3 separate regions of the Homo sapiens genome follow, and regions 1 and 2 are each linked to region 3. A link is a contact called in ENCODE Hi-C or POLR2A ChIA-PET data. All regions are on one chromosome and are shown on one strand. The core of a region is the stretch at or near the end of the contact, and the rest is flanking DNA. Distances in the headings are between cores, read along the strand shown.

What was found. Hi-C counts contacts between places; a loop is a spot of excess contacts on that map. ChIA-PET counts read pairs that join two places held with the same protein, here RNA polymerase II (POLR2A). Pooled maps may share reads with other maps.
Region 1: a pooled map of gastrocnemius medialis shows a loop between it and region 3 (22-fold over the local background). The contact joins the promoter of USP9X here to the promoter of KDM6A in region 3. A Hi-C loop is called at or near these places in 3 of 37 single-sample maps with no recorded cell type and 13 of 50 pooled maps. POLR2A ChIA-PET finds 5 or more read pairs at or near these places in 3 of 52 experiments (Panc1 and T-cell).
Region 2: a map of mammary epithelial cell shows a loop between it and region 3 (19-fold over the local background). The contact joins the promoter of CXorf38 here to the promoter of KDM6A in region 3. A Hi-C loop is called at or near these places in 1 of 168 maps with a recorded cell type or tissue (mammary epithelial cell), 1 of 37 single-sample maps with no recorded cell type and 8 of 50 pooled maps.

What each region holds. Positions count from the first base shown.
Region 1 is chrX:41,083,425-41,086,926 of GRCh38, forward strand. It overlaps USP9X (ubiquitin specific peptidase 9 X-linked), which reads left to right and starts at 2,021. Exons shown (of 45, transcript NM_001039591.3): 1 at 2,021-2,685. RefSeq lists enhancers at 972-1,266, 1,016-1,555, 2,094-2,631 and silencers at 1,176-1,245, 1,676-2,055, 2,756-3,215.
Region 2 is chrX:40,645,630-40,649,157 of GRCh38, forward strand. It overlaps CXorf38 (chromosome X open reading frame 38), which reads right to left and starts at 1,932. Exons shown (of 7, transcript NM_144970.3): 1 at 1,676-1,932; 2 at 1,378-1,512. The coding sequence starts at 1,891. It overlaps MED14 (mediator complex subunit 14), which reads right to left. Exons shown (of 31, transcript NM_004229.4): 31 at 2,676-3,528. RefSeq lists an enhancer at 1,113-1,312 and silencers at 1,563-1,712, 1,833-2,132, 1,968-2,148.
Region 3 is chrX:44,871,168-44,874,583 of GRCh38, forward strand. KDM6A (lysine demethylase 6A) reads left to right here and starts at 2,021. Exons shown (of 30, transcript NM_001291415.2): 1 at 2,021-2,545; 2 at 2,757-2,820. The coding sequence starts at 2,385. RefSeq lists silencers at 1,211-1,710, 1,961-2,190, 2,531-2,790, 2,831-2,910, 2,921-3,020.

The DNA.
Region 1 (3,502 bases), core at 771-3,270, 3.8 Mb before region 3:
GAAAGTAGCGATAGTTTAATTGTTCCTTTCTTATCTGGATGCCTTTCATTTCTTTTTCAGGCTAGAACTGCAAGTACAATATTGAACAGAATTGGTGAGAGGGGACATCCTTGTTAAAGGTGCACTTTTGATAGGGTTAAAAGACCAGTGTTCAACACTTTCCAATCCTGACTTCGGGCAAATCATTTACCCTTTCTGTTTCCTTATCTAAAATAGAAAATAACAGCCTATAGTGTACGCGGGTGGTCGTGTCTGCTTTTTAGAAGCCCATGAGCTAGTGGGGAAGCAAATGATTCATGGAAATAATTATAAAAACAAGGTAACATATGCTAAGAGTTATTAGGGCTATGAATGATACATCTTGGATACCCTATTAGATAATTTGTGGTGAAAAATTTGTAAACAATCTTGTGCTAAATAGAGAAATGGTTTAAAAATTTAAGATACCAATAACTTGCTTTCACTGTCACCTACATTAGTTTGGTTCCATTTTTAACAGTCTTTTATTACAAACTGATATAATCATAGCATAACTAAATTCAACCCTCTTCTCTATAAAATAGATCTCGGTTTGTAGGGTTTTACTATGATTTTGCATGCCATTTGATGTCCACAGGTATTTTTTAAGTCAAAAGGAAATCTGTAAATTAGGAACTGTTAATTTCCTCTTCATTTGGGCATCCTAGGTAGACTGTACAGATTTGTTCCAAGCACCCCATTAATTTGAGATTAGCCTAAGTTTTTCCTATGCCCGCACTTTGGAATATAAACATGTAGAAAATAGTCCATGACACAGCGGATGGGTTCATAAGTTTCTTCCGGGTCCTAACACCGAATTGTGCTGATGATCTGGCAATGGAGGCTAATCTTGCCACATCAAGTACGGCCTATTCGCTAAGCCGTCTGGGGCACTTTATAATTTTTTTCTTTGCTGGTCTGTTTGAAGGGCTCCTATGGCCAAAAAGGTGGTCAGTCCCGTCAGCTAGGCTGTGAGGACGCCTAAACGCTTTGAGGACGCCTAAACGCTTTGAGGTAGTGATGATGCATGATCGTGTGAAAGAGTTTCTCAGAGCACCTCCCTCGCGGGGTGGGGAAAAGGACCTCACTCCCCACGCCCCCTCCTTCCGCTGCGGGAGATAGCCACACCTTCCCCCTATCGGCGCCAAGCAGGTGGCCAGGCCCTCGGGACCTCGCGCCCCCGCAGCCAGTGGCCCGGCCAGCTCGTGCGTCACGTGACGCGGGTCAGCTGCACCGCCGGGACCTCCAGGCACCGCGGCGGCGACCGCCCAGCGCGTGGTCTCGAGATCTCATCTTTCCGCGCCCCTCCCCCCACGGTCCCGGAAAAGGGGGAGGCCGGTGACGTCATCATCCGGGTTCTTGTCGGCGGGGCTACGGTTCACAATGGAACAAAAACAAGCGGCCCGAGTCAAACTATGAGCGACGCGGCTGCGGCTCACGCGATTAACCCTGTCGTGGCCACACACCCCGCCAGTCCCTGCCGCCCAGCCCCTCCCGAGTGGTGTGCCAGATCTTTTCGGGCCTCCCTTCCCCAACTTCGGTCCTAGAGCCACCTCTGCCCTCGTCCCGCTCCTGAGCCGAGGGGCATGGAACAGGATTTCTGGCCGTAGCACGACCCTGAAGGGGCCAGCCGGAAGAAACAGTACTGCGCGAACAATCTTTACCGCATTGTCTTCCCCTCCCCCACCCTAGCTCTCCGGGTTCCCGGCGGCTCGCGCCGAAGCCCGGCCCCCTCAGCGGCTCGCGCTGCTCTCCCAGCCTTGACGGCCCGGGGTGGAGGGAGAGAAGAGGGGGCAGCTGAGCGGGAGGGGGCTGGGCAGGAGCAGGGGGAGGGCCGAAAGGAGGGGCCTGAAAGGGGCGGGCCCTGACGGGGGCGGAGAACTTCGGGTCTTGGGCGGCTCTGGGGCTAGTGGGAGTCTGCGCCGCCGCCGCCGCCGCCACCGCTGCTGCCGCCGTCGCCGCTACCGCCGCCGCCACTGGCCGAGCGGTTTTTTTTTTTTTGGTTTGCCGGATCCGCCATATTGACGAGGACGGGCATCCGCGGCTGCGGACGCTAGTCTCCGCCGCCGCCGGAGCCGCAACCTCTCCGCACCCGGCCCCGTCAGGGCCTCTGTCGCGCCTAGCCCCTCCCCGCCTTACACAGCTCCCGGGCCTCGCGGGAGCCCGCCGCCGCCGCCTCTCTCTCACGGGAGGCGGCCGCCTTAGCGCCCGGTGCTTGGGTCGGCGCCGGGAGCGAGGAGCGAGCTACTTCAAAGCCACCAGGCCTGGAGCGGGGACAGAGGCGGCGACTAGGGGAAGGTGAAGCCGTCGCTGCAGGAGGAGGAGCAGGAGGAGGTGACGCAGGAGAAACGCACCGCCCGGAGCCCGTCTGAGCTCAGCGAGAGCCCCAGCCTGAGGGGAGAAGGGGAAGAGGGCCGTCGCCGGCCAAGGAGGAGGAGGAGGCGGGCGCGGCGAGGAGCGAGTTCCGGCGCCGGTGTGCAGCCTTTTGGTTGAGACGCCCGCAGCCCCGAGCCCGGCCGCCGCAGCCTTTCGATACACTTTGTTGCCGGTCACCCCCGGGCCTGGGATGCACCCAGGGTAGGTCTCGTCCCGGGACCGAGCCCCACCGTCGCCTGGTGCCTCCCGCCTCCGTGTGCCCTGGTTGTGAGAAGACGTCTGTGTCGTGCGGTGAGTGGCCAGCTGCACTGGGGCGACGCTCTTTCCCGGGGCCAACAGCTGGATGTGGGTGAGGGGAGGAGGGCGAGGGGGGTGTGCGTGTGTGCGAGCCTCTTCCCTCGGCGGCTGCCGGCCAGGCTGGGGCTTCCCCGTTCCCCCTCCTCCGGCCCGGGCTGGGCGGGCGCGCGGGCCCGTGTTGTGTGTGGAGCCGGTGTCCCGAGAGCGTGTCTGTGTGTTTTGGACTGTAAGGGAAAATGGCTGACGGCTCCGTCCCTCCCCCTCCTCCCCCTTCCCGTCCTGTCTGGGGCCGAGTAGGAGGATGGAGTCTCCGGGCGTGGCGGGCAGCCCCCCCGCCGTCCGCACCCGGGGGCCGGGTCGGTTTGGGGGCTGGCCGCCCCCCGCCCGGCGGCCGCTTTCCTACCCGGTCTGGTTCCACTTGACACCAAACGCCATTACTGAGGTGGAGTGATTTGGAGCTGGGGAGCTAGGCCTCGGCTACGCCTGGCTATCAGGCCTGACGACTTGTCCGCCTCCCCCCACCCTCCCGCGATAACCCGCAGTTTCTCCCCGGCCCTGGGCTCCTGGAGTGGGAGCTGGGTTATCGGCCTCCTACACCTCCTTCGCCCCGCTTTATTTGCAGAGGGCCAAAGCCGTGAAAGGGGTTTTTGAATGCAGAAATCGCTTCCAAGCTAGCTTGGACCTATTACCTTTCTATTTTTAACTGTTTCTGCAAATATTAGCATGTGCGAGTTTGGTAGTGATCAGGTCTTCAGATTCTTGTGACGTGAGGCTTAGGGTTGGATAAATGGCTGATTTTTCATTCATTGTG
Region 2 (3,528 bases), core at 682-3,181, 4.2 Mb before region 3:
TTTTTAAGACAGGGTCTTGCTCTGTCACCCAGGCTGGAATGCAGTGGTGTGATCACGGCTCACTGCAGCCTCGACTTCCCAGGCTCCAGTGATCCTCTCACCTCAGCCTCCTGAGTAGCTGGGACTACAGGCATGCACCACCACACCCAGCTAATTTTTGTATTTTTTTGTAGAGACGGGGTTTTGCCATGTTATCCAGGGTGGTCTTGAACTCCTGAGCTCAAGCCATCCTCCCACCTTGGCCTCCCAAAGTGCTGGGATTACAGGCATGAGCCACCGCGCCCGGCCCCAATTCCTTTCATTTTTTTTTTTTTTTTTTTTTTTTTTTTTTTTTTTTTTTTTTTTTGAGACGGAGTCTCGTTCTGTCGCCCAGGCGGGAGTGCAGTGGCGCGATCTCCGCTCACTGCAAGCTCCGCCTCCCGGGTTCACGCCATTCTCCTGCCTCAGCCTCCCGAGTAGCTGGGACTACAGGCGCCCGCCACTGCGCCCGGCTAATTTTTTTGTATTTTTAGTAGAGACGGGGTTTCACCGTGGTCTCGATCTCCTGACCTCATGATCCGCCCGCCTCGGCCTCCCAAAGTGCTGGGATTACAGGCGTGAGCCACTGCGCCCGGCCGTCCTTTCATTTTTGAGATTGGGGAGCACAAGCTGGCCCAGTGTCACACCACGGCAGCTGATCCAGGACTCAGATCATCTGCTTCCCAGGCACTGCTCCTTTCCAGTGCCCACCCTGTGCCTGCTGATAACTACTGGCATGTAGACTGACTGCTAAAGTCAATTTGTGTTAGGAAGCCACTTCTGGCTGTCCCTCTCCGTCCCTTACTGGGCAAAAAAATTTCCTACTCGATCTACTTAGTAAGTGACATTGCCAAGATCTGAAGACAGATCCGGCTGCCTACCCCATTCCCAGCTACCCAAAGTGCCTTTAACTGGGCACTTAAGGTGCTATTTTAGCCCTAACTTCCCTTGGCTTACTCTGTCATCCTTACGGCATCCTATAGCCAAAAAAGAGCTGATGAGCTGTTCAGCGAGCCTTACCCTCAAACAGGCCACACAAGAGTCTCCCTCCCTCCCTGCCTGTGCTCATGATGCTCGCTCTGCATCTTGCCCCAGTATCTCTTGTAGAACTCTTTCCTGTAACTTTCCAAGCAGGGGTAACAAACTCAAATGCCCTCAGGAAGCAGACGGGTAGAAGAAAGCTTCTACTTCACTAAGCTGGGTTGGGTCCCGCATACCACCCCTGAACCGCCTAGACCCTTGATCAATCTCTCTCTCTGCATCTGTTTATGAGGCCCCGGCGACCACAAGACCAGATAGCCACCCCGAGTGCTGGGTGACCCGCCGCTTCCTCCTTCCGTCCCCGCCTCAGGCGCTTACCTTGGCCACCTCCCAGGCGTCCACGGGCCAGCGGCCCGGCCGGCAGTTTCCCCAGTGCACATCTCCATTTCTGTTGACATGATGTCTCAAAATCTCCCTTTTCCATTCAGCGCACACCTGACACTGAGGCTGAAACTACAGGGGGCGGCGGTGAGGAGGGGCCCAGGAGGGAGGGACGTCGCGGTGGGCCCCGCATCGCGGAGGGAACAGGACACTTGCGCTCTGGGTCTGGGACAGGAACGGGGATGAGGAGGGGTGGGGTGGGGGCGGTGGTCAAGGCCCCGAGCCAGGTGCTCACCTGGCGGGCGCGAGGGCTGCACCGTGAGCCGCCGCGGCAGACGGCGCGGGGCCCCAGGCCGGGGGCTGCGGCGAGTAGGCCGCGGTGGAAGGAGAGCACCTCGCGGCCGACGAAACCCTGCAGGCAGCTGCGCAGCAGTAACAGGCAGTGGCCCGCCTTCACCCAGTTCTTGTACTCGGCGCAGTTGAGGCGCGCCGCTAGCTCCGACAGCACCATGTCTCCCACTTGGAACCAGGAGGTTGCGGGGCGTGGCGGACGGCAGTGCGCAGGCGCGGAGCCTGGGAAGTACCCGAGGCAGCGGCGCCTGCGCCGGCGGCAGCGACGCCTGCGCCTGCGCGGCGCGGTGCCACCGATCCCGGGGCGGGGCATCTTGACTTCCGGGGCACGTCGGCTCCACCCCACTTGGGTGACGTCTGACGTCTGACGTCTAACAACTTTGGTGCTTGGGGAAGCAGTTAACTATTTGAAACCCTTAGGCCCTCTTCGTCCCCCAAACAGAGACCCTGTCAGCATCCGATTCGACTCCCTCTCCTAATGTAGGGCACTTCTGTTTTAACTTTTTTTTATTGTCCAGATGTACAAGGTGCTCAGGGCACATTGCTTGAATCGTGTATGTTCTTTGCATTATACAATTCTAGAGTTACTGGTTCCTAAGCCCACAGACCAGCTGTAGCAAATTGAGGTATTAGTGAAACGTGACCGCTGGCTGCCTGCGGTGTGCCAAGCTAACCCAAAACTCAAAATCCCCCGCCACTGGACCACCCAGAAGGGGGCGTTTGCCTGTTTAGGGCAACACATCACTTGGATTCTAGAAGGCTGCACACCTGAGCCAGATAAGGGCATCCTGAAGCACCTAGCAAAGGTTAGACGATAATTATCTAGTATTCTTGATTATATGATAATTAGTGCTCCTTGCACATGGAAGTCTGATTTAAGTTCCAAAGAAGTGCCACAAAGGTCAGAAGGCACTGGGATTGTCAACTCCAAGTGACAAGTCAGGTCAGTTTTAGTTGTTTTTAATGAGCTTTCTGAGCTTGGAAAACATGTCAAAATTGTGTGTAGTTAAAAGCCTCTGAGGAAAGAGTCTAAACATTAAACCTTCCCGACTGTGGTTCACAGCAAAAATGTCCAGTGTTTAGGAGCACTAGCTCAGACTCAAACTGCCCCTTCTTAGCAGTTTGATCTTAAGCAACCTTAATTTGATCTCAGGCAAATTACATTTCTCTGGGCCTCCATTTACTCATTTTTAAGAAGAGGATATCAATAACCTACCACATTGGGTTGTTGTGAGGATTAAATACACATTGAAATATTAAGAAAATGCCTAGCACACAGTAAGCTCTCAGTAAATACTTGCTATTATTTTATATTGACCTAAATATGCCCTTTCATCAATCAGTTATATTCTTGGGCAAGGTATTTTAACAAATCACTGGCCACTTGGAAGTGGAGGCAACTTGCAGAAAATTGTGAGCATACCATGGAGTTCCTGGAGTTGTGCAGCACAGTGCTGGCTGGCCTCTGCTAACTTTGTCTTAATAACCTCAATGCTAAATCCATCCTAAGTAAATTTAAATCACATCCTTAGACACACTGTCCATTCTCAAACCGAATGAAAAAAAAATTCCACAAGAAACAATGAAATACACATTAACATTTTCCCTCTATGTCCCTTGAATGTAAGTTCTCTTAAAATTTTCTGTATACTGATTTTATATCAAGAACACTTGGATGATAAATAAACATTAAGGTAAAATGTAATAGGCACTTCTTTTGGGGGGAAAAACTATGAAAGGAACAACTTTTTATATTGAAATTGCATCAGAATCCAGGGTAGCAAAGTTATAACTTCT
Region 3 (3,416 bases), core at 771-3,270:
GCGAGCGCCACATGCTCGACTAATTTTGTTTTTTGTATTTTTAGTAGAGGTGGGGTTTCACCACATTGGCCAGGCTGCTCTCCAACTCCTGACCTCGTGATCCGCCCGCCTCGGCCTCCCTTTGCAGGCGTGAGCCACAGAGCCCGGCCGGGATTGAGTAGCCTTATAATCCTTGAAAAGGACCTGAGTCAGGAACTGCTAACTTCAGGGAGATAGTCAAATACCAGCAAAATGTCTATCTGTGCTTGTGCAAGTGTGTGTGTATGTGTGTGTGTGTGTGTGTGTGTATGAGAGAGTGTGCGAGCGAGTTACTGGGGTCAAAATTTCCTTGGCTTTAAATGTCACCATTTGTGACAAAGTTAACAATGTATTAATTTAGCCGTAGAAAAGATTTGGCCCTTTGTACACACTCATTCAAGCAAAATGGAGTATCATAAAGGGAAAGGTGTTTCAGAGGAAGTAATTAAACATGAACTATAATCTATACAAAACTACAGTTTGTTCGTCTAGTTACTAGTCTCAGGGGAACAATTTAAAACTGTGTGCAAAATCAGTTGGGATTCCCATAGCTTCCCGCTGAATACTGGTAGGAATTACTGGGTCAGCACTGAATTGTCTTCGTCATATTTTGAAATCCAAGTTTAAATATATAATTTTTATTGGTTACAGGTGGAAAACCTATTGAAAATATAAAAAACTCCGTTTATAAACAGAATCTTGTCCTTATATGTCTATCAATTTTTTCCTATCCCTGTTATAAGACATACAGCTTAGTAAATAAATTTGCCTTTTGAGAAGAGTAGTCGAAAGGCCTATTTTTTTTTCACCTATAGTAAAGATTAAAAGTCAGACTAAAGCCTTTCCCCTGCACCTGAGAGACAGAACAACAAAATGTTACTGTTGTCTAGGGGTTACAAACCTGCAGGTTTTGGGGGATAGAAAGGATTTCTTGGGCCACCAGCTGTGATGATTTAATTATGTCTTCTCTCAGGTCTGTCCACAAGCAGCCCCTACTTTTGTAAGAAGGCTCCACTGAAATCATGGCAATAGAACCCAACATTCTGCAGATCCCGCTTCACAATTTCTCATTGCTTTTTCTTGTAAGACTGTAATGAACTACTGATAAGACACAGGGTAAACACAGCACGAAAATCTGGCCCCAAAGTGCCGCCAACAGACAGACCTTTGGCGGTGGGGAGCCATGGTCGGCAAGCCAGGCCCCGCGGGCGACTCTTCATTCCCTCCGGCCTGGGGCGTATGGGCGGGGGTCAGGGGAGCCCTTCCCCCTTCACTTTCGGCGCGGGTGAGGTGATCGGGGCTGCCAGCGCAGGTCTGGCCTAGGGCGGCACCCGGACCGCGGGGCACGGGACCGGCAGCCGCTCCCCGAGCGCCCTCCTCGCGGAGGCCATTATTTCCAGCAGTGCCAAAAGTCTGAGCCTTCTTCGGAGGGCAGAGGTCGAGGGCCGTGCGCCGCCTCCCGGCTACGCGACCTGTACCAGGCCCTGTGGGGTCCCGGGACCCCTGGAGCGCGCGCGGGACGGCCGGAGCCGCGGTCTGGGCACATCCCAGAGCTCGCGGGCAGGCAAATGCCGTCCTTGGCGTCTTCGCCCGCCGCTCGCGCCCGCCGCGGGCGGTGCCGGACCTCGCCCTTCCCCACCACTCCCCTCCCCCTCCAGAGCCCGCCGCGGTTCCCGAGGTGACACGGCCCGGACCCTCCATTCTCTGCCCCAGTGTATTTAACCAGCACAACCTAACAGGAAGCTCCCTCTCGGTGACAACCCTTCCCCCGACAGACGCGCCCAGCAGCCAACCACCGGCTAGAATTGGCCTGCGTCCCGCTCCCATCTCGGTGGCGGCCTCGGTGGGCGGGGCTCGGGCAGCTAGCAAGTTAAGTGGAGCCACGGCTGACGTGAGTCAACAAAGGTCACGTGAGGCGTGCGGGCCGCGCCGATTGGTGGCGCCAGCCGGGCGGGGAGGGGGGGTCACGGCGGCGGCGTGGGGTTCGCTGTGTGACACAATTACAACAACTTTGTGCTGGTGCCGGGGAAGTTTGTGTCTCCAACGAATCCCCTCAGTGCTCCCCAGCCCCGCGCGCTCCGGCCGTTCCCGCCGTCCCCGCCTGTGGCTGCCCCCTGCCCAACCCCGCGATGTGACCCTACAGCCGAAAGCCGCCGCTGCCGACCCGGGGGCTCCGCAGCCCCTGCCGCCGCCGCCGCCGCCTTCACCGCCGCCGCGTTGGGATTTTTCGTCGCCGCCGCCCGCGGCGGAGGAGGAGGCGGCGATAAAGTTGGTGTGCTGGTCCCGCGCGCAGATTGGGGGCGTCACTGCGGGCCCCGGTCCGAGGGGGGGTGTCGGCGTTGGAGTTGTGAATTCGCTGCGTTTCCATGAAATCCTGCGGAGTGTCGCTCGCTACCGCCGCCGCTGCCGCCGCCGCTTTCGGTGATGAGGAAAAGAAAATGGCGGCGGGAAAAGCGAGCGGCGAGAGCGAGGAGGCGTCCCCCAGCCTGACAGCCGAGGAGAGGGAGGCGCTCGGCGGACTGGACAGGTACGGGCCGCCGTCACTCGCCCGGTCGGCTCCGGACGGGCAGTAGCCGCTCTCCCGGGAGGACCGAGCGCGGCTTGTCTCTGGCGGCGGCGGGGCGGGCACCTCGGTTTGGCGCTCTTCGCGCCGCCTCCGCTGGGGCCTCGGGCTCGGGCAGGGACGGGTCGGTGGCGTTCCCTGAGCGTTAACGAGTAAACTGTGTCTGTCTCCACAGCCGCCTCTTTGGGTTCGTGAGATTTCATGAAGATGGCGCCAGGACGAAGGCCCTACTGGGCAAGGTAAGGCAGCTGCGAGTCGGAGCGCGGACACCGTCTCCCTGGCCGGCGCCGCGCTCGCCCCGGGCCCCGCGGCCGGGTCTGTGCTCATTGTGGCCACGGACGATGGTCGAGGGGCTTCCGGAAACTATTTCCTGCCTCTGCTCTCCCCCCACCCCCGGGTACCCTGCTTGCTCCCTTGCGAAATCGCTCTTTTCCTCTTGTAGCTGGAGGAACAGAGACGGGATCGCTTTGGGGCCGGGCTCAACTGGGTCGACACAACTGCCTGCTATTTTACAGCTTTTTGAGGGTAGGCCGATGATCTTCGAGGTGCCTGTTTAGGGTCAAGGGATCGTGAGTGTGTTCAGATTTTCCCAAATTTCGGACTTAACTTGCCTCTACGGGTTTAAAAAAATTCTTTTCCTTCAAGCAGGCTGTTCGTGATGCCTACTGCTAACCAAATGTTTTAGGCTTTCTTGTGTCCCCGCTCCCAGAAGGGGGAAGTTTCACGGAGTTTAGGTCGGTGAAGAGTTTGCATTGGGCTGTTGACATGTATCTCGATTGCAGTGTGTGTTACCTGAAGTTAGGTGACTTGTTTACTTTTTGGGTCTTTTTGGCAT